Linked DNA regions of Mus musculus: all the other regions are linked to region 3. Evidence: chromatin loops called from intact Hi-C (ENCODE). Cell type or tissue: heart. All regions are shown on one strand. Each heading gives the region's core, and the rest is flanking DNA. Links, peaks and the distances in the headings are about the cores only.

Region 1 (7,946 bases), core at 1,439-6,438, 73 kb before region 3:
GGCAGAAATCAAAGACGCAGTGTTGTAATGGAAGAACAACATAACCAAACACGCTGTTCAGTTAAGGGAACAGAAAACAGCACCAGGGATGCAAAGGCCCTCTTGATGTTGTATGGGACAACAGTATTTCCATGAGGCTGCTCAACACTAAAAAGGACATCTACATCAACCAGTACTTGCCAACCATGACCTCAATAGAAGAGGAGTCACACTAAGAACCTAACGGTGGGACAGGGTGCTGGCTTCTGGAGACGGCACAGCTTTCACACTCATAAGCTCACAACAGCGGTGTCTATCCACACCCAAACTGCACAAGATCAAACCAGACCAATTCCCATCATAGATGGGTGGTGTCCTTAGTGAGAAGTTAATGGCTTTTGATACCTGCTAGGGATGGAAAAAAAAAATCACTTTCTCAAACGTGTGGCCACTGGCAGATTCCAGGGAAGAGCCCCACCCCTATGTACATATTGGCAGCACTAAATGGATCTACAGAGGTACAGAAATATATAGATAAAAGAAAAAATAAGATGTGATGACATGGGGCAAAGGTAAGAGCCCTATAAGTCAATTATAGATTTAAAAATATGTAAATGAAAAGTTTCATGCATACATATACATATAAGTATATACATACGTATGTATTAGCAGCACAATGTAGGACAGGCAAGATGGCTCAGTAGTTAAAGGAGCTAAATCCCCTGTTCTCCAATGGTAGAAGGAGAGATGGCGTCTCCAAGGTCAAGCTCTAATCTCCACCTGTACAATGCTGCATTCACACATTCACGCTCTCTCTCTCTCTCTCTCTCTCTCTCTCTCTCTCTCTCTCTCACAGACACACACACACACACACACACGTACAAGACAACTCACAGGCATGTGTACATGCACACACAAGCACACACATGTACATGCATGTACATGCATACTCACATGCACATACATACCCACACACACACACACACACACACACACACACAAGCCAACTCACAGGCACATGTACACACACACACAAGCACACACATGTACACTCATGTGTATGCACACTAATGTGCACACATACACACACACACACACACACACACACACGGAAAGGATGGATAATAAGACCATAGTGACTCAACTGTCACTGTTGGAGACCAAGGAGAAGCCAGCACTCCAGACATTTTAGTATCTGCTCTAATAAGCTTCTGGGAATTAGAGAAAATATTTTTTACCCAGCTCAGATCTATCAAAGACAAATAGGACAGAAACAAACAAAATGATAAAGATTTTTTGAAGTAATCAAACATTATCCAACTGAACAGGGGAACAGAAGTATTTCTTAATAAATCATCAACATTCAACAACATGAATGAGTCCTTAAAAAAAAATAGAAGTTAATGAGTTAGAGAATAAAAGTAAACCGAGCAGACAGATTGCCACAAAAGCAATAGAGAGTTGTCAATGAAATTCTTTCTGAAGAGAAGTGGGCTAACATGGTTCCATAGATAAATTCATGAAAACCCAAGGGACAGATATTCTGTCACATAAAGTGTTTCGGAGAACATAAAAGCATCCCAAATCATTTTATGATGCTAACATAATTCAGGAAACAGCCTGAAAAAAAAAAGAAAACCAAACCCTAATTTCATTCATGAATTCAGCTACAGAAGCCCCCAAATCTCACAAAAGGATTCCACAAGGTATTAATACATCATGCTGTATTCATGTTAGTTCTATTTTCTCGTGTAAAATTCATTTAGGGAACAGGAAAATCATTAGCATAATTCTTTGCATCACTGTGAGGACACAGGCAGCCAGACAGCTCTTCATATATTTCTTTTAAGTGGAAGTTGTCTTTCTGAAAGCAGGAGAGGGAACACACAAATTTATCTCTGCTCTCTCATGAATTATGACAGAACTATGAAGACGGGTTGTTTTGTTTCTATGTTTGTTTGCTTCCTTCCTTCCTTCCTTGCTTGCTTTGTTTTATTCCGTCTTGTTTTTTCTTTAGTTAAGGACTTATATTTAGTCCAGGCTTACCTGAATTCACCCAGGCTGGCTTTGAACTCCTATTTCTCCTGCTTCTGTCTCCGACATGTTGAGGTTATAAGTATGTACCACAAAATTCAAGCAAGGAAGGAATATTTTTAAAGGCGTGTAAGCAAATTAAACTTTGTTTAAAGAACAGACTCTGTGTGCTCATTGTACCTTCTGGTAAACTGAGTGCCTTTCTAGTGCTATCATTCAATAAATATATGTTTATTTAAATTTGTATTTAAATATTTAAATATTTAGTCTGCATTACACAGCATGTCAGTTGTCCCTAATTTCTCTTTTCCCTAGATACACTGTTGATTCCTTCAACAGAGACCTTGTCATAGCTGTCATTGTTGTTTCCTCCCAGCCACACCCCTTCCCCTCCTCCAAGACTCCCCCCTACACAAACACATTCAAACCAAAACTTGAAGAAACTGGAACAACAGAAAAGAGAACATCTACTTACTAAAAGAGAGCCCTTACCTCTATGTGGGCTCCAGTCTTTAATCCCAGCACTTAGGAGGCAGAGACTAGAGAATCTCTCAACCAGGATTAAGTAGAAAGGCCCTGTCTCAGAGGAGTGGGGGTGGGGGTGTGGTAGGGGAGAGCTAAAAAGAGAGGAGAGAGATAAAGATAGGGGTGCTGAGGATGTGAGTCACCTGGTAGAGTCTTTACCTAGCATTCAGAACATAGGTCGCACAGAACTATAATCCCACTAAACAAGTGACAGCTGAAGGATCAGGGGGTTTCAAGGTCATCTATACTGCCAATTAGAGGTCAGCCTGGAATGCATGAGACTCCTGTTTCCAAAGATTCCTAGACAATGGAATAAGGTTTAGAGTGTAGTTCACTACTACAGTGTTGGCTTCTTTGAGGCTTTGCTGTATGGCAGGAGTACAGGGGAGAGACGTGGGTATCCAAAGATTATTTTTATTAACTTACTCTGTTAGAATTCTAAGTGTGTGCATAACACATTCTTGATTACTCAGTCCACCGTCCCTCCACTCCCTCTTATCCCTATCAATCCTTCATCCACTCTCCAAATCCCTACCCGATTTCCTATTTTCCTGTTTTGTTATAAAGATCTGTAACATATCTGAAAGTGTGCAAGGATCGCAAGATTGTCCAGCAGGTAAAGGGAGTTGCTATGCAGCCTGGGGACCAGAGTTCAATTCCTGAAGCCCATGTAAAATAGAAGGAAAGAACAGACTCCACAAAATTGTCCTCCCACCTTCGCAGGCTGTGGCACTTGTGTACACACACACACACAAACACACAGATGATGATAATGGCCATGATGAGGAAGAGAAGGAGGATAAGTGTTCAAGTGAATCTTAAGTTTCACACATCTCTCACCATCTAAGGATTCTCTGGGGTGATTTGACATTATAAGCATTTTGAGCCCAGAACAAAACAAAAAGAACAATAACGAACACTTCAGTGCCTGTCCCGGCTCAGCTGGCCCATGATATGACTAATTTACAATTACTACCACTGCTCTGTGTCAAACAGCATAGATGTTTCCTCCATAGCGAGGTTTTCCAGGCTGATCCTTAAAGCCCTGCCTGCTTCCAACACTACCAGTAAGACCCTGCTGGCCCTCTCTCCTGCCTTCAGGGTGTACACCACAAAACAGACTCTTATCTGGGACTGCAGACACCCAATCAGTCAGGTTACCTCCCCTCTTCCCGTTTCCTGTTTTTCATCAGCAGAAGATGGTGTTGGCTAAATCCTTGCGAAGACATTTCTAGGACTTGGCAAGAGGAATCTGCCCAGTGATTCACTTCATTTCCTCCTCCTTGGAGGAACCATAATCAGCAGCAAACAAGGTTGCAGATATCTAACTTCCCACCGTTACATCATCTTAACACATAACTCACAAAGATGGCTATTCTAAATCTAGCCTAATAAAAAGGGCGAATAGTCAAAGTATCAGAATGCATATATCTTTGTCCCCTTATCACCAGGTAAATTTTCCTACATATATATATGGATATGGATAAAGTTTAAGTGAATCTTAAGTTTCACTCAGACTCATCTCTCACCATATAAGGTTTCCCTGGGGACCATATTTATACATACACACACACACACAAAGACACACATACAAGCAGGCATCTAAAAAAAGAAAGAAAAAAATATATATATATATTAGATGCCCGCTTGCCTTTAGATTATACTTTCTTCTAGTTTTCCCAGGTTAGAAATTCTAGGGTGTGTCCATTTTCTGTATTTTATTTATTGATTTTTCCAGTACTGGGGAACAAACCCATGGCTCAGCATAGTGGAGGAAAGCACTCGACCACAGAGCTACATTTCCAGGCCTTATTTTTGGTTTGGTTTGGTTTTTTGTTTTCTTTTGTTTGTTTGTTTGTTTGGGTTTTTTTTTTTTTTTTTTTTTTGAGACAGATCCAGTGAAATTGACTAGTCTGACCTCGAAGTCACTAACAGCTCAGCAGGCCTGGAACTTGAAATCTACTCCTGAATGCTCCTCCTGCCTCAAATTTGAAAACGGTTGGAAAAACAGGAGTGCGCCATTTGTGCCAAGCATGGCCTTGTGCGCCATCATCAAAGAAAATAATGCCTTCAGTTGGACTCCGAGTGGCCACAGCATTCCTTGAAGAGAGAGAACAGTTTGGTGGTAAAAACCTGTGTTATGCGTGAGCCCAGAAGGCTTGGTAATAAACATTTAAAGAGCTCTGCAGTAAAAGGATAGAGATGGATGTTTGAGTCTAGCTGGGGATAAAGAATGGCCAACCACGCGGCAGAGGGCTGCTCCCTGAGAGTAGAGTGGATACAATCAATGAACATTTCTAAGAGCAGTGATCGCTGCTGTTGCTGAGAGCGGAGATGGCTGAAAGTCGGCTTTAAGCTGTTACCGAGCTTTGCTGCAAACCTCTGGCTTACATCAGACCTTCATTAAGCCTGGGTAAACAGCAGGAACATCAATGGGGCTCCTACCAATAAAGAGGTCAGTTCAGCTGAGCAGAGTCCCAGGGAAAGAAGAAAGATCACAGGCAGGAAACCCGCCATGTGTAATAGGGATCAAGACCTGAGCAAGAGGCAGAAATTTATCATCTATCATCAGCAGTGGCTAAGAAAAATGTGAGCTTTCTGTGAATCCATATGGATGGGAAAGGCTCATGGGATGCCATGCTTGGGGGGACAGGCATTCGGGCTAATGTTACCTGGAGTCTGAACACTTGGATGGCAGTGGCTTTGGATGTCACATGTCTCCCTGTGAGCCACCTCTATTCTAACCCTGCCAGCTCTTCACCTTCTGCCACCTGACCATAGGTGAACCTCAAAAGGACAATTCCTTAGCACACTTAGCTACTAGGTGGGACAACAAGAATTGTAAGCAGCTGATATCAGCATCAACCATAGCCTTTATTGTAACATATGGAAAACTGAAAGGTCTTTCACTCTCCCGGAACTGAAAGAAACCAGGCTCTGGTATTATCAGACTTGCTGGAGATGACACAGTTGGTAAGGACTAAGATCCAGAACATGATCAGCAGTATGCTCCTCACTGCTTGCTCTCTTACAGTGCCCTTAGTCTGGAGTGCCTTTCTCAGCAGGAAGGCTCTCAGCCTCTAGGTATCAATGGGACACTATTTTCAAAAGAAACCCAAGACCCACTGCAAGCCAAGGCACCAGAGAGCGTAATTTTACAAGGTGATTGAATACTCCCCAAAGCTAAGAATCCAATGAATACAATCTACTAGGAGAAAAGAATAAAATTGTAAGACTATAATCCATTGGAGGGGGAAAAAGACTGAAAATAAGGCACACCATTTTTTTTTTTAATTTTGTTCTTGGATACTGTATCTGCAACACATGGTCAACTGGCTTGTCTTGCTAGAAAGATACTGGGCGTAAGTATATGCCTAGATACAAAGAGAGTTTCTTTAACAGTCTGACCATACCATGAAAAGGAAACACCAAAAGCAACTCTGACTATTTTCCATTTGTAAATTAGTTATGCCCCAAGTATATGCTTCATAATTCTAATCCTATGGCTACCTAGACAAAGGCAACAGATTTAGATACATAACCAAAGATTTCAATTTTAAACATGATCACATTTATCTTTATCACTTTACATCTTAACTCTTCAGTTTCTAAGCCACAGGCACTAATCCATTCAAGTTGCAACTTGAAGGATATTTGTAATGTAGTTACAGTTTACAGACTAGCCTATGGTCTACCATCTATAGAGGTACAGTGGTTACTACTTGTAACTAAAGTGTAGGAAAAACATATTTATTATCTTTAAATTCTTACATGCCCAGATTTTCATAAACAAGTGGCTAGCTGGAAACTTTGAAATTATTATTTCTTAAACTTTACAATGCATAAATCAACAGCCAGCAAACGTTTTACAGAAAGCTAGAACTATAGTTCACTGCTTATGTAATGGTCTAACATGAGAAATCAAGACCTCAATGTTACAGTGTACCCTCTTCACGCACGCGCGCGCGCGCGCGCGCGCACACACACAAATGTATACTCATTCTTGGGAATATGTCAATCAAGATCAAAGGAGGGCTGGAGTGCTGGAGAGTTAGCTCCGCAGTTAACTGCATTTGTTGCTCTTGAAAGAAGACCCAGGTTCAATTTCTAGCACCTGTGTGGCAGCTCAGACCTGTCTGTAACTCCATTCTCAGTGGATACAATGTCATCTTCCCACCTCTATTGGCAGGAGGCACAAACAGAGGGCACTTACTTACATGCAATCAAAACACTCATAAACATAAAATATAAAATGTCTAAATGTTTAAAAAGAACAAAAGGAACACTGTTGACACTTATATTCATGTCTATTTAAAGGTAAGATTTATACAAAAGATTTGTATTTAATTGCTTTGATCACTTTTGCATAACTCAGGCAGTTTTTTAATGAGGCTACTTTACTATGGAATGGGACACTAAGACACATTCTTATAACTTAGGTGTTTAACAGGTTGATTTGCAAAGGGGATGTACTGAAGGGGGCTATTTCAAATAAGAACAAGCCTCTTGCACAATGGAATAGAATTGAAAATAATTTTCTTACGTCCTCTTTCATTTAATTGGTTACATACGATACTGTCATCTCCATTTTGCCCTGAAGTAGTAATTAGGGAACACTTTGTAAGATGCTTAAGGTAGAACACAGTACAGAGTCCAGCTCTTGGCAACCAACCTACCCACTGTCTGTCGAACTACGCTGCTTCCTACAGTGCCACTGAGTTCTGAAACCTGCTTGGAAATCCAGAAACCACATTAGACGCTCAGCGGATGGATGAATGTTGATGTCCAGATATTAACTAAACCGACTTAAATCATTTTATGATATCATAATGGTTCTAATTATTGTTGGAGTCCTATTTTAGTCAGGTGTGATAACATCCACCTGTGATTCCAGCACCTGTGAGGTGGGAGGAGGGAGACTCAAGTCAGTCAGGATGGCATAAAATCCTAGCACAAAGACGGGGTGAGGGAGAGGGAAAATTTATGGTATGACACATAAGGTGGTTTGTGTCTAACTTGCCATCTGCATAGAGAGTGATCATTCCACAGCTTTATCTGCAGAGCATCAGAGGACAGTTATGGACCATCTGTGGTGGTCTGGATAAGAATGCTCCCCACAACAGGCTCATATATCAGAATATTCGGTTCCCAGTTGGGAGGTTGTTCAAGAAAGATTAGGAGGTGTTGATCTGTTAGATCAATGGGGTGTCAATGGGGTGAGGGGGGGATTGAAGTTCCAAAGACCCAGTCAAGATAAGTCAGAGTATCTGTCTGTCTGTCTGTCTGCCTGCCTGCCTGCCTGCCTATCTATATAGCTACTTTATCTAGCAAACCATTCACCCATGCATGTATATGCATGTAACACATAACTTATGGATATATGTGAGCTCTCAACTACTGTCTCAGCA
Region 2 (7,946 bases), core at 1,439-6,438, 450 kb before region 3:
CAGCTACTTCTGGGCAAGGAACCTGATCTGAAGTGTGATGGACACTGACACTGCTTTGGAGAAACCAATTTTCTTTGTGTCAGCAGGTATGGATAGCAGGTGGAATCCTGATCTACTTCATCCTTTCAGGGCTCAGACCCCATCTAGCTTGAACCTATGCAGGTCCCATGTATTCTATCTCAGTCTTCTGTGAGTTCCCATGTGTGTCACTCCTACAGTGTATGGAAGGCGTGGTTTCCCACAGATCATCTACCACCTACAGCTCTTACTATCTTTCTGCTTCTTCTTTTAGACCCTGAACTTTGACATCTCCCCCCACCCCCCACCCTCCCGTTTAGGACCAAGTGCTCCAAAGTCCCTTACTCTCTGTATATTGTCCAGTTATAGACCTCTGTATTAATTTCTGTCTACTGCAAACTTCTCTGATGATGGTTGAATGATACAATTTCTATAGGTATAGCAATATGTCAATTAGTAGCCATTCTACTGCTATGTTCCTTTAGCATAATAATAGCAGTAGGTACTCCCCTAGGCCAACTGTGGCCATCTAGTCTCATCGTCTTAGCTACTTTAGTAGTGTCAGGCATGGGTTTCATCTCATGGAGCAGCCCTTAAATACAGTCAAAAAGTATTCTGTTACTACCATAACATTTGTGTCCTCATTATATCAGCAGGCAGGTTACTCTTGTAGGTTGGAGGGTTTATAGCTGGGTGATACTGATGATTAATTTTATCATTCAGTAGCATGAAGACTCCCTTCCATCTTCATGAACACGAGTCAGTATAGGTGGGACATAAAGATGAAAGGAATTTTAGTGAAGTCACCATATAATGAGAAAGACAATGCCCCAACTAGAAACCTTAGGGTATCAAGGAAAAGCTCCAGTAGAGTGAATGGGTTACATCTTGTTAAGTCATTGGCCAAAGGGGATCCCACAACATCCCCCCAAAACATCACAGGCTATTTCCAAAGCTATCAGTTGCTCTCCACAACTTGGGTGTTAAGGGCCTATGACTGATGATGACATTCCTGTCATCAAACAAGAGATTTTGATGAGAAGGCTTGCATTGGGAAATGTTAGGAATCTCCAGAGGCGAGAGTGTTAGGGGAGGAAGTACAATTGGGATGCAGGAGGAGCTGAGCTGAGCTATACTGGAAAGAGATCTTTGAGTTCTACAGGATCCCCACAGAGATTCTGGAACCAAAATGGCTCTTCTGAGATGTCTCAAAGGAGGCAAGAGAATTGGGCACTTTTACTCTTCTACAGTCTGTCGTTAATACAGTTGCCTCTGGGAGGAAGCATAAAACCTGGGCAAAGCAATTCTAGTTGGCAGAAGGCCCTGCCACTCCAGGGATTCAGCTGTGAGTTGTCAGCAATCAACATTCCTAGCAGCTGGGAATGTTAGGAGTAAGCGGGTATCTGGGCATCTCACCACAGCCCCCACTATAGTTCACACCTGCGTGCTCAGGAGCCACCTTTCAAAATAAGTTCACCCAGCTGAGACCGACGCCTCCAGGAGTCTGGTCTATCTCCTTTCCTGTATACATTTACAAGAACAAAGTTCATGGAAACAGTGGGGCCCTCACCGCCGCAGCTGTTCTCCGGAGTTATAACGCGTTCATTGTCTCCCTCTGCTAGTCAGCATTTCAGTCCCCCTTGGCTAGCACTTCTGCTCACACAGGTGGCCTCAGCAGCGAGGATGACTCCACACACTCGTTTCTGAGTCTCCTTGCCCTAACGGCCACAGAGCCTGGAAGCCGCTTTTATTGATTTAGAATAAAAACTTGAGAAGAAGGAGCTGAGAAGATGCATCGATGGGCAAGGGCACTTTCTACTAAAAAATAAGGACCTGAGTTCAAATTTCTGGAACCCACATAAAGCCAGCCATGGTCAGACAGTGCTATAGGGGTGGTAGGGGGTGACGGTTGCACACAGGAGGAACAATGGGGCTTGTGGGCTGAAAGCCCACCTCCAGGTTCAGTGAGGAACCCCTTTTTCTAAGGCAACACAGTATAGAGTAAAAGAACAGGATACCAAATACCCTCTGCTGGCCTCAGCCGGGTACACATGGATGTGTACACACACACACACACAAACACGAACATACACCACACACATACTATACACATACACACACAAGAATTGTTCAAGGAAATGAAAGGATATCTATCTGGATCTTTTAGGTTCCAAGCTGTCTTGCCTCACTTGACTGTGCTACAGCACTCTCTTCCTTCAGAGGACTGGCTCAGCCATCCCTGTCAGTATGAAAACTTCTTACTGTCTGTCAGTCTCTAACATCAAGACTCACAAACGGAGTTTCAAGCAGACACCACACTCTTAAACGTTCATAGCAAACATACTGAGGTGCCTGTTGGAAGCCTCCCTTCTTTGGGTATATGGACCTCGAGAGTTTAGGAGGTTGATTCAGAAAGCAAAATCTGCATCCGGATCATGAAGAGGGATGGGAAATGGAGGCATGCCTGCATCCTTGGATTCTGGTTTCTTGTAGGCTAATTGTTAGAGATGGAGTAACCTTTACAGACTGATCACTAGTGTGCAGATTTGCACTGAGCCTGCAGTTTGTATGATGGCCTCTGAAGACAGGCTCTAAGTGGTCTCCTTACCAGCTGCATCTTTAAATTCTCCTCCCCTTGCTTTATGATGTGGGTAGCAGATACCACCAGTAGATCCTAAGCTACCTGCTTAATGTTACAACTCCCTTGCATTGAAAGAGCTGCTGGAACTGGGCTTATTATACCACACATTCTGTCAGTGAATTGAACAGCCGCAAACACTCACATCGGTGATGGCTAGAGCTCTGCAGGCAAGTACGACAAACACATATATGTGTCAATTCCTGTCACTGTGCATCAATACCTCTGGGATGTAAGGAATATGATACACTCGGTTTCCGGCTGGGTAACTGCTGTATTTGGTATCGTCCATGGACAGAAGCACATGGAGAAACAACAGTGTCTATCTGGCAGTATGAAGAGAATCCATACAATCTCCACACTCACTTTCACTGTAGTTGCACTCAGAAGCAGAGTGAAGAATGATAGATGGTGGTTGGCATGGACCATTCCGGGAATCCTATTTCACTGAATGCCAGTTCTGTTGCTTTACTGTGCATTTCTTTTCTCGGCCAAAGGGAGCCTCCCATGTACTTGCTGTGGCAAATAACTTTTAAGCTTACCACACTTTTTTTTTTTTTTTTTTTTTTTTTTTTGTGAATGCAGTGTTAAGCTTTCTCAGTACACACAACTGGAGGGATATTCAGGTAGACAAAGATTCCCAGGTTACCCAGCGTGGGCTGGGGGTTGGGGACACGGGTGTGGATTTACCTCAGGTCCCAGCTAGTTTATATTTTTCCTTGCATCGCATCAAATCTACTTCAGTCCTCAATACCATCTGCCACGGGGTCCTCCTACATGGCATTTGTTTATCTTCTTAGCATGTCCTGGGTCATCACATTTCCAGTCACATAGCCAATTAGATCTGTTGTGAAAGGAGATCATTAGCACCCCAATAAGATACACCCCATAAAACTTGTGAGGCCAGGCATCTTGTAAAATATCTATGGGCTCCAGGGTAAGAGTATCCTGATATTCTCTCAAAAGAAAAAGAAAGAAAATAGTTGTGGATAAGGCCTTATCCACAACTAAAAAAAAAAAAGAGCCACAATTATTAGTGGGCATTGGAGTTTCCAGGCAGAAGTCATATTTGAGCAGTCTGTTCTGACTCATTAAATAGGTATCTATAAACCTGAGAACTGTAGCCTTAAAGAAAAGCTCCGCATCAGGTCTAACCACGGAGAAATTTGTTCTGATTGAATGTTATGACCCAGAACATCCAATAATACTTAAACTATGCAGGGCAAGTAGAGCACTGAACAGAAACTGTGGCCAAACCAACTAGAAGAACCACAAGCAACAGAAATAAAGCCCATCATCTTCTGCAGACCACTGTTCTCATTGATGAACCGTCCCTGCTTTCTGCCTGCAAACAGCAAGAGTCTGACCACAGAGCACCAAGAGACCTTGAGATGGAAAACCAATGGCTTTTTAAAAAAAAATTTTATTAGGTATTTTCTTCATTTACATTTCCAATGCTATCCCAAAAGTCCCCCATACCCCCCACCCACTCCCCTACCCACCCACTCCCCCTTCTTGGCCCTGGCGTTCCCCTGTACTGAGGCATATAAAGTTTGCAAGACCAATGGCCTTTTAACTGATCCACAAAGTCATAGTTTGAGCATGCCGAGCATCAACTGAGGAGGAAGGGGAAATGGGCAAAAACTCTGAGACTACAGAAGGTCCTCCAAGCACATGCGAGCAGCCTCAGCACCTCACCTTGCTACATTGCCTCCTTGGCCATCCTTCATACTAACAGACGGAAAACCTTCCTTGTGATCCATTAACTGGAGATTCAAGGAAGGCTCTGTAAAACACCTTAGTCAAATAATAAGTATTCATTTAACAGAATGCTAGACAATAATGGAACTGAATGGCTGAAAAAGTATGTGTATCAAATAGATTAATATGTGGGTGAGCACATCTGTTGTGGTTATATTTATATAGAAAGGTCAAAGTGTTCAGTTTAAAAAATTACAATGAAGTCAGAGTGTTGGTATCAGGATCGGCTCCAAAGTCAGTGACATCACACCTAGGCAACAGCAACCTGCACACATGTTGCCAAGGCAACCAACACCATATTCCCAGAAGCCACTTGGCTCACTTCCCACTTTACCTGAGGCTATGTCACTATTCAAATAAAAGAAGAACTCCTCTGATCTCTCTCTCTCTCTCTCTCTCTCTCTCTCTCCCTCTCTCTCTCTCTCTCTCTCTCCTTCTCTCTCTCTCTTTCCTCCCTTCTCCTTCGCCACCACCTTTGCCCTTTTCTCCTACAGTAAACCTCACATGGAACTGTTTGGCCTGGTGTGGTCTGTCTAGACCCGAGCTTCTAGCACAATACAGAGAATAGGAAAACAAAAATGGTGGATGTAAAACCTAGGCTCTGGATTCCTCATGTAGGTTAGATGGGGTGAGAAATAACCAGTGATTATTTTAAAGATATGGAGGGTTTGAAAGGACCAGCAATATTTTGTTTCCTAGGCTTGTGATGGGTACATCCATATTCAAGTACATTACTACATTTTTACCAATGGTGAAAAGTTCTCAGATTACATAATAGAGTCTATAAGAATCTTGAAGAAACAAAATCAAAACAATAGACCAATGCTGAATTTACGGACTAACAGTATTGTTTCTCATTATAACTACATTGGAGAAGCATGGCTATGAACCTTCAATACACTCCATTGCAAGTATTTTGTGTTTTCAAAAGGGAAACCAAAGTAATTGAAAAGCTAAGTTCGTAGGAAATGATCTCCACTCCTGTTTTCTCTTTAGTCCCACTCTGATGTATGACCACATTTTGCCTTGGAGCTTCCTGACGGTAGGCCCTACACAGCTTTATGGGTCTTCGGAGGCAGCCATACTAAATGTTCTCCTCAGGTCATGGCTGCTCCCTGCCCAGCTCTATCAGCTCTATTTGCAGATGAACTCCACTCTGCTCTAGGAACTTCCTCTAATCAGAAACCCCCAAGCATTTTTTTAGAGGCGTTTATTCTCTGACTATGGGCGTTTCTCCTTTTCTTTTTTCTATTTGTCTTTAAGTCTTCAGCTCCATCAATGGTTCTTTCCCTTCTTTCCTTCTAGACAATCCCATTTACTGTTTTTCTTTCCATGACCTTCCTTCGTGGAGCCAATCTAAGCACAGACGTAATCTTTCTTCACATGAGAGGGACTACATAAGAAAGAAAGAGAAGACAAAATCAGATGCATGATAATATGAAGCTACTATTGATTTCATTTGATCACGTTTTTACTTCGACATATTTAATACCTTTCATTTGGCTTCAATAATATTGAAAACACATTGTTTCTTGGCGATTTGAAAGCTCATTACTCAAGAAGTGGCACTGTTTAAGGCATGACTCCTTCCACCCCTCAACTGCTCTCTACCATATTGAGAAACAGGGTCTTACTCCAAACCCAGAACTCCCAGGCTGGGATAGGCTGGCTGGCGGGCTCCTTCTGGGGATCCACCTGTCTCACTTCACCTGGGCTGGAGTGATCCGAAGATCTCTCTGATGGGTAAAAAGAAAAGACTTCAACAAGTGAGGTTAACTGACAGTTCCCAAAGATTGCTGTTGTTTGTTTATTTGTTTCCTTTTCTTTTCTTTTTCTATATTTCTATGTTCTTGCATGGTACAGAGCTTGAGGCTGGACTACTTGCTACACAAAAGGGCCCTAGTCTGACCTTATGTATAAAGTCAGTCATGGTGGTGAACACTTATCACCCCAGCCCAGGTGAAGTGAGACATTGGGACATTGTAAGGTATGAAGCTTTCAAATTCACATCATTGAGAGTAAGATGCTTAGAAATGACCAGAATGCTGGACGTGACTGCCATGGTCACCAGCGCTTTAGCGAATTAGACTGGACCTATAAAATACTTTAGTAATGACAGTTACTGCAGGTGTGGTATTTCTCTAATACCTTTGAAAAGCCATTTTTGTCATCATAAATGTTCAATAAAAATCAAAAGTAGAACATTTTCTGAAGCATTTGTGATTTTTCAGATGTTAAATCTGACTCCAAGTTTCTTAAAAAGAATAAAATATTTATTCATGTTTGTGACATTTTCGAAAATATCTTCTCAAAATACTTTGTTATTAGGCGAGACAATGTTTATAGATGATAATTATCCAAATGTAGTAGCATACAAAACAGAGGGGTTTTAAAGTTTTCTTAAAAGAAGTATTTAAATGCAGCTGTTGCTAAGACATTGACATTGTTATGTTAACGCAGCTGACCTTAGAGATAAGACTGATTCATTTAGTTATATTTCAAAAGATCCCTCACTTCCTGCCAGGAAACTTGTATAGGTCAAAATAGTCTTTTCAGGAAGAGAACTCAGATTAGGCAATTAACCTTTTAATCTGTTTAACAATTCAAATTCCTCTCATTTCCAAGTTATGCACGCAGTCTGATGAAGATAATGGAGGAAGTTTAAAAGGGTGTTTGTGAGTCATAAAATATGGTGTGTTGGGGGTTGCCTGTTTGCCCGTGCACATGTTTGTATGTGTAGCAGAACATAATAATTAAAAATGAAAAAGACAAAAATTGCTCAGGAGTTAAAATAATCCAAGGTATTTTTTTTCACTAACAGACTTGAGGTAATGATTGTTATATGCCAGAGGTTCAAAGCAATGATGGATATTATATCTAGGATTTTTTTTTCTTCCCTGTCCTACCCTTACAAATCCCTCCCTCCATTGCCTCTCCCCTTCTACCCAGAGAAGGGGCGCCACACTTGGTGACCACTCCACCCTAGGACATCCAGTCCCAGAAGGATTAGGTTCATTCTTCCCCACTGAGGCCTAACAAGTATCCAGATAGGGAGAAGGGAATCTAATAGAGGGGAATAGAGACAGAGACAGCCCCTGTTCCAGTTGATAAGGGCTAACAAATTTCTTTCCTAGCTGATTTCCTTAATATTTCATGGGAGAGAATGATCATACCCATTTCAAAACAAACCAGTTATGAATCATAATTCATTATCAATTAATGTGAGCAATTTATTTGGCGTAGAATGAACATTGTGTGAAAAACCTGTTAGCCACACCGTGCTTTTAGCTCAATACACCAATTCCTTTAGATAATGCAGTAGTGCTAAAAGTACAGTTAGAGACAAAACAGCTGTGGTTTTTGATGTCATGTAACTAGCAGTCTAACTGTAAAGGTAGATGGTTTAAATTTTATCAAAATAACTCAGTGGTTAATTTAAAAGGGCATAGTAGACTATGAGCAACATCCATAGAATGAAAATATAAATTTTTAATGAAAGAAACCAAAGAAAAATCCGTGGAGATATAAT
Region 3 (7,946 bases), core at 1,392-6,391:
GCGTTCAGTTATCTCCAGGTTCAGTGAGAGACCGACTCAAAAGATAGTGTGGAGAAAGAACAGAAAAGATACCTATGTCACTTCAGGTCTTCACATGTAAGTTCTGTGCTCACGAGAGCACACACACAAACACACACACAGAGAGAGAGAGAGAGAGAGAGAGAGAAATACAGACAGACAGACAAGAGACAGAGACACAGTGACAGACAAAGAGAGATAGAGAACAATGCAAAACAAGCATCAGTGACATAAATCTGCAAGCTAGTGTCACATGCACGTTGCAATTTCGAAATCTCAAGTTGTCATGTTTTATTCTTCCACAGCCATGAATTATTCTACTCAAGAGAAAATTTAAAAAATCTGCACATTGTTCTTGCTCCATATCTGTATCACATAAATGGGTACGTCACCCATGAAGTGATACGTGGGCAATCCAATCAGAATCCAAGGCATTTACAAGTTATCTTGGCACCAAGCTGACTTCCCCCAGTATGACCTCTGAGAAGCTTCTGGCCACATTTTAAAGGGGACAGTGTGTGCTGATGCAAGGTCAGCCTCAACAAGTGCATGAGAGAGAAAAGAGATAGGGGGTCACAAAAGGTATCTGTCTGTATTTCGCACACTCGTGAACATCAAGTTTCTCCAGAGAATGAAAAGGATCACTTAAGGCGTCACATTGAGCAGAACTTAAGATGTGCCAAGCATTTCACATTGGTACCACAACTTCAGATTAAGCAGTCATTACCTTATTCTAAAGCTGAGAGGAGAGAGAACAAGGCTGAAAGCATGTATGTTTTCTCATCAGATACTGTGAAGTCTGCCCTGGCATCACTCATTTCCACACACTGTACACATATTCTTAGGTTTACCACCAAAACACTTGAAAGACATTGAGTGGCTACAGTGCGGAACTGATCTTTGCTTCAAGAAAGCTTTATGTTGCCACCTAACTTCCAACAAGCTATATAAGACATAAAAATGATTATCAGTATACCAGTTGATAAACTAAACTGATCATGGTGTTTAAAACAAATGGCAACTTTGAGAAGTACATGAGCAATAACACTCACACTGCAACAATAATAACACCCTACTAAAGTAACGGCCAGATTCTTCAGGCTACAATGCAAGGTTCTAATTTAGCGAAGCAAGTCATGCATACGAGCCATCACCCCCTTATGTGTGGTTCTTGCTACTTCCAGGGGCTTCAGTTCCAGAACTGTACTCCACTGAAGTTCCTGGGGGTCATCACAATGCACAGATATAATTTAAGCAATGCTTTCCATGTGAATCTCTGCAAATGGAAATGGAGTACTGGAAACCAGCCTATCACACTGTCGTTTCCACGTGGCTCCCCCTCTTCGCTTCCCTCTTCACACACCAGCGAGCTACAGAACTTACGGGGAAAGTGCATTTGCAAAGCCACAGTTGACAGTGCACCTTGGCAATGAATCACATTCGCATGCTGAACACACAACAAATAAATTCAGTGTGGCATAAATATGCACCTGATGGTTCCTCGGGAACACAGGAATAAAGTTTGCTACCCTTAAGATTTCACATTTTTAAGACCTTGCGGTTGCATATGTAGTTTTGCCAGAAAATAATTTTTTTCAGAAAATAATTTTTAATGCATAGTGAAGCATAATTCATACTTTAGGCCCTCAGTGTTCTATAGATACATGTCTAAATATCATATTGGACCTGCTATCAATGATATGAGAAAATTATCACAGGAAATTCACCTATACAGAGAGAAAATAGAAGACAAGGATTGGTAACACTCACTGTGACCTGTAACAGGGGGAGGAACCTATAACAAATTCTAGTCATCAAGGGCAACTCATGTATCATCATCAGCACAGCTGTCTCCCAGACTCACTGTCCAAACAGGTCAGGGTGAGTGGGAGACCTACAGAAAGCTGCGCCTGCACACTGACTTAAGTTTTAGTCTCCATTTTTAAAGGAAGTGGTGCCTTTATCCTCTTTTAAGAACTGGGCAGCAGTTAAGCGTAGTCAAGAGAAATGCTTGCTTTATCATAATGTTCAACAATGTGACAGTATTTCCGAGTTTACTTTCTTCCTAAGCTCCGTATTCTTGGTTTCAACACTCCCTCTTCCAGATCACCACCCCCCAGAAGAGTCAGCCACTGCCCTGACTCATCCCTGGACTCATTTTAGCGAAACCTGAACAAAGCATTCCCCATGGGGACTCTTAAAATAGCAGGTGCAACATCACAGAAATCTGAAGAGAGAGAAAGGCCAGCAGCCCAGCCTGCCTCACTCTTGGACCATTTCTGAGAGCAGCTGAAGTCAGTACACTCTTTAAAAAGTTGAGGAAAAGTTTGTCTGCCAGAGACTATCAGCCAGTCTCTGCTGGGCACAATGCAGAAACACATCAGGGGTGTATGGGGTAGTTCTGCAAGTATCATCAGGGAATTTCATAGCAGACATGAGGGTGGGGACCAAGATCCCCTGATTTAAGACATCCAATCACTCTTAGCAGGAGAGTGGACCGAACAGAGTATATAGACTATGGCTGGCTAGCAAAGAGTATATACCCTTCCTTCTCGGACTGTTGTCAACCACTTTGCTGGGTTCACGAGCTTCCTCGCCCTAACCCTGGAGATCCATTCACTCCCCTACGCCCAGAGAGGCTGCTGAAAGGCTGTCAGAGTAAATCTGTGTTCACTTTTTGGATGGTTTAATTTCAATGGAGCATGAAACACTCCAGGATGGTTAATAAGTTTAGCCAGGCATGCCGTTCTCCCCAATATATTTTAATTATGCATCTGTTTTAATTGTAATCAGATTAAGTCACCGGAAAGGCACAAATTGGGAGTTGTCCCTAATGGCTATTGGAGCTTTTCATCAGTTTCTAAACACTAACAATATATTTTAAAAATAGGTAGAGACATCAGCACAAGGGTGATATTTTTCCAAGCATCAATGCAGTTTCTTTGACAACACAATCCGGGTCTCATTAGCCACCCAAACTAACCCAAATACAGAAGACAACTTCTGTCTCCAGGGCGTCTTCTTCTGCAATTAGCACCAGCGAATCACTAATGTCTCATGCAAAACGCCCAAACAGAACTGAAAGCCCACGTTTTTATAAAGGAATTCCCCATGATGCGTGAGCAAGGTTGGGGGAGCGAGAGATACAACCAGCAGCGAGATACAGCTCAAAGTTTACTATCATACACGTCAAAGAGAAAGTTGACTCAGAGTACGCGCGCTCTTTCCTCTATTTGGCAACTGTCATATGTGCGTTTAACTTCGAGAAATCAGTGTCCTATCAATAAAAGGAAACCACACGGGGAGGATCTTCTAGGGGTGCAGAGGTGCTTCCTTCCAGCCCACACGTAAAATCGCTTAATATGCTTTTTCTTTCTTTCTTTCTTTCTTTCTTTCTTTTTTTTTTTTTTTTTTTTTTTTTTTTTTTTGCACCAAGGTATACCAAGGATTGTTATTGGAATTTTTACTTTGGCTGGTTGTTTGTTTAACGTGGGTTCATTAAACAGTCTTCCAAATTGCCTGGATTTCCGCAAAGAAACTTAAGCGCCTGCCAACCAGCAAGAAGCAAGCAAGAACCTGCTGCAAAGTAGGAGCGGAAACTCGTTCGGCCCGCCCAGCGCGCCTGCGTCCGTCCCGGCTGTTTGCTTTAGGTGTTACGGTTTCCGTGTCGCCTAAACCTTCAGGTGCAGATACCTGTCCCCCCAACCCCGCCCCCAAGACGCGCTTCAGCCTGACAGCAAGCAGTACCAGAGCCACCGAGGAGCCCCCACCCCACCCCCGTCGCACCGCAGCCATTGCCCCTTTCTCTCACCCACTTACCTGTCATCGTAGCAGAAATCAGCACTCAGGGTGTTGAGATACAAGGCGAGCCCCAGAGCGCTGCTCACCAACTCTGCAATCATCTCTCCACCGCCTTCCCTCCGGCTTGGCTCCCAGCGCGAGCGCAGCAGCGGCAACAAAAAACAGAAGCATCAATCCCCACCTTCCGCCGCCTTCTCCTCCTTGGCTGCACTTTTCCCCGGCTTCCCCGCCCGCCTCCTCGTCCTCCCTCCTCTCCTTCTTCCGATCCCGGGCTCCTCCTCGGGGCGCCGGGCTCCGCTGTTCCTGCGTGCTCCGGGGGTTGCGGGCTCACACCGCTCTCCCCATACCCGACAACCGCGAGAGGCAAGCGGCGATCGGCTTCACGCCCCCCGGCGGAGAATCGGGGCTTGTCCTTTTCCCGCGGCTCGCGGTCCCCACCCTAACCCATGGCACTTTGGGACGCCCTAAGGTAAAGGACTGCGGAGATAGAAGAGTGCAAGAGGGGGGACCAAAGGGCTGGACAGAGCGAGGATCTGGGACCAGCGGGAGGAAAGGAGAGACAGAGAGAGAGACCGAGAGAGAAAGGGGCGGGTGGGAGGGACGAGGCGAACCGCCTCCCTTCGCCGCCTCCCGGGCGCACGACTCCGGGGCCGTTCGCAGCAACTCGGCCGCCACCGCGGCTGCGGCACATTCACTCTTTATTGGTTCCCTCCCGGACCCCTCTCCAGTGAAGTGAGAAGCGGCGACTGGGGACTCCAAAAGCTCCCGCGTGGGGTTCTCGTCGCGGCCCCACGCGCCTGCGTGGCCAGCCCACCACCCTAAGCTAGCCCGGCCCCTTTCTCCACCCAGATCCTCCCCGCAGACTCCTCCCTGTCTACCCCCACTGGCTGGAGGCTCCGCCCACTCTTCTAGCTGCTCCAGCCTGGTACTCTGGCCCCACTCTCTTCTTCATCTTCCTTCACCTTCTTTTTGACTCTGGAAAGCCTCCCCCAAAGCCCAGGACAAAGATGACTTTTGGAAGATTGCCCAAAACGATAGCTAGAGTGTGCCCTGGGCTCTGGGAGATGGAGGAGAGAGGCGACAGGAGGAGTCAATGGTTTGCCCAGTGCTGCGGGGAGGCGCTTTGCACGCTCTAGATCGCAAGCCAAACGTCTAGTGCCAAGAGCTGTCAGGCAAAAGACTGGTCAGCTGGAGAGACTTCTCGGGACGCGGAGAGGTAGAACAGGTTTGCAGAGCGCTGGCAACCTCGGTTGACACTAAGGATCTATTGCCCCGCGCGCGCGCGATGCGTGAGCTGAATTGGGATGGAAGGGCCTGTTGAAGAGCCAGGGAAGCAGCGTTTAGGAGAGAGTTTTCCGAGGCCACGCCGTGACGGTCGACATTAATATTAGTGGAAAGACGCGTGCCCCGCAGTAAGATCATGAAAAGGGATCCAGGAAATGAAAGAGGAGAGGCAAGAAGGTAAGAAACACCCACGCGTTCCTCAGAAATTGCGTGGGGATGGGTGTCTTTAGTGGTTCAGGACTGTCAAGCTGACTCTGAGACTATAGAAGAGACCACGCTAATGCAACCCTCTACAACGGCATCCTTAAACCCAGCAGAGCGGAAAGCTAATGCCCTTTCCTTTCCGCCCGGATGCAAGACTGGATGGAAGGCATCCAACATGATGAAATACGGTGCAGAAGAATGGTCTGGGCAGAAGGAGCGCTGGGTACTAAAGTTGCATGACCAAAGAGATCCGAGAGCTGTCTGCCACACCCCCTTCCTGCCTGGTTCCCTTTCTGACTGCCCTGGTCGCTCCCTTGGACTATGATGAACACGACTGCAGCGCCCCCTGCTGTGGGGAAGCTACAGGGCACAGAAAACACGTCCTTGCAGGGCTGACTTCCAACTTCCCCTTTTGCACCTAACCAGCAAGCTCTTCAAAGATAATAAGGAAAGTGGACTCCCTGGGTATGTGGCAGCGATCTGAAAAGTTTGAACGCCTGCAGAATAAGGATGTCTGACTTCACAAAGAAATCGTTTGGAAACTGACAAATGTGTGTTCAACCTCCAACAGGCAAATTGTGATTTGATCAAAATATTATGAGCACGTAGGAAGTTCTCAAATAATATATTGAAGATGGTGATTCTTGTTCTTCAGTGCTCCCCGGTATAATGTATTTTTTAAAGTTTTTTTAAAAATCATACCAGTTGCTCCATTCGGATCCTCTCTGACCTTCTTCTGAGCTTATGTATTGATATTGGATCCTGGGGCACTGGGGGAAGAATAAATACTTAAGTCAGATACCTAGATTTGAGTATCAACTCAGCTATTAATTATTTGAGTAAGTTGGGGCCAATCACCTCCTTCACCCCTCACTTATAAATACTACTTTGGTTGGGTGAGTTTCCATGTAAATAAAGCATCCAGAGGGGGACTGGTAAGTGCAATAAGTTAGCTGTTATGATTTCCAACGTCATCCTTTTACTTCTTAACTAATACTTAGACATTCCTCTCTAAAATACATACCATTACACCCACACTGTTCCACTCTTAGTCCGAGCCATCACCAAAATACACCCATCACATCCACAGAGCGTTAGTATCTCCTGCACAAACTAATCTGATGGCCTTGTAAATGGTCTTGCTTCTACACCTACCGCCCCTGCTCCAAGCATTTACTTGAGGCTCCAGACAAGCAGCTTTAAGTTCAATCACTCCACTTAAGCGTGTGTAGTGCACATAGAATAAAACTCTCTTAGTCTGGCTCATATGGTCCTCCCCCTCTTCTCAATGTGTTCATCTGTGTATGCCTTCTCTGGAACCTTCTTTTCTCTCGTACCTGGAACTGTTTTCTCCCCAGACATTTCTTTGGCTACTTTCCACTATCTTTCAAATGGTATTTCTTCAAAAATTCTTTCTTGTATTTTATAAAGCACACACACACACACACACACACACACACACACACACACACACACACATACACACCCCTCTTTCCCATCATCCTTTATCACTTCCTTCTAAGTATCTTTGTCTGCTTGTTTGTTTGTTTGTTTGTTTGTGGAGTTTTGATTTTTTTTTTGAGACAAGGTTACTCTGTGTAGCTCTGACTGTCATTGAATTCACTCTGTAGATTAAGCTGAGCTCAAACTCAGAGATCCATCTGACTCTCCCTCTAGAGTGCTGCTATTAAAGGCCTGTACCACTACTACCTGGTGATAGGCACACATCAGTTTATTAACTAATCCCTTGAATTTCCATTCAATCTTCATAAAGCTTGTCCCCTCATCCACAAAGTGCCCAGAGCCCATAGCATCTGAACATTGTAAAAGAAACTTCTAAAAAAGGGTAAACAAGTAAACAATAAGAGTATTTAAGTGTGATTATAGAAGAGCTGAAAGCCCACAAATATTCATCAGGAAGAAGAAACTAAATTGTTGTCTATGTTAAAGATGCCAAAGCCAGAGGGAAGAAGGGTGACATTTCTTGAGTGCATCACTTCCTCGGGAAGATCCATGATAGGAAATCACACAAGGACAGCTTCTTTCCTAAGACTTATGGGCATACAACTACTAGAAAGCTTTGGGTTCAGAGAGCTAAAATCTTGTGAGCATTTCTCCATTTCAAAGGTCTGATAGTTTTAAAAACATTAAGTGTGGCTTCTTCTACAACCATCCAGCCCCTCTGAATTGAAAGCCTCAGAAACTGAGACATGCCATAAAATGGTACATCTTGAGATTCTTAATAGACAGCAGACTGCACATCCTGCCACGCTTGAAAAAAATCCAGTTTCTTGTAACAAAAACGCTATTATACTTTAACGTATGTCTGTGTATCCTTCCTGTGAATTAAGCCATGGGCTCTTGTGCATTGCTCTCCAAGGTCTGAGAAACAACCACTGCTTGCATTTTCTACCTTTCTCAAGCAACTCCAAAGGGAAAATTCAATTAAATATGCCATCACTACCCCTGGAGGTCATTTATGATCACAGAGCCTCCTTTTAGCTTATTAAGGTGCATTTATCCCGTGTGGGGGAGGCTGCTGCTGCTTCAGTTCTGAATTTATACATCATTTATTTAAAACTACTGCAGCTGTCCACAGTTGAAGGAAATCAGGCTGGTTGTCTTAAGCTTTCTACCTT

What was found. Peaks named below come from ENCODE experiments on the same cell type or tissue, not always from the same donor. Only the 100,000 strongest peaks of a DNase experiment are listed, where the experiment ranks them.
Region 1: a loop joins it to region 3, with 5 times the contacts of the local background. A loop is called at or near these places in 3 of 42 quality-filtered maps.
Region 2: it touches region 3 in a loop (2.5-fold over the local background); 2 of 42 quality-filtered maps call a loop at or near these places.

The regions. Positions count from the first base shown.
Region 1 is chr10:105,496,990-105,504,935 of GRCm38, forward strand. All of the region lies in intron 1 of Tmtc2 (transmembrane and tetratricopeptide repeat containing 2), which reads right to left. Among named protein-coding and RNA genes, the nearest start is that of Gm46241, 44 kb to the left of the region's middle. In heart, for the core only: no CTCF peak of the experiment used is centred there; a DNase peak (open chromatin) is centred at 3,642; H3K27ac peaks cover 1,071 bases.
Region 2 is chr10:105,118,960-105,126,905 of GRCm38, forward strand. No RefSeq gene overlaps it. Among named protein-coding and RNA genes, the nearest start is that of Gm40753, 17 kb to the left of the region's middle. In heart, for the core only: no CTCF peak of the experiment used is centred there; no DNase peak of the experiment used is centred there.
Region 3 is chr10:105,569,830-105,577,775 of GRCm38, forward strand. It overlaps Tmtc2 (transmembrane and tetratricopeptide repeat containing 2), which reads right to left and starts at 4,650. Exons shown (of 12, transcript NM_177368.4): 1 at 3,838-4,650. The coding sequence starts at 3,920. It overlaps Gm15663 (predicted gene 15663), which reads left to right and starts at 4,722. Exons shown (of 3, transcript NR_038032.1): 1 at 4,722-5,858. In heart, for the core only: a CTCF peak has its summit at 4,211; DNase peaks (open chromatin) are centred at 3,772, 3,962, 4,662 and 5,592; H3K4me3 peaks cover 4,008 bases; H3K27ac peaks cover 2,254 bases.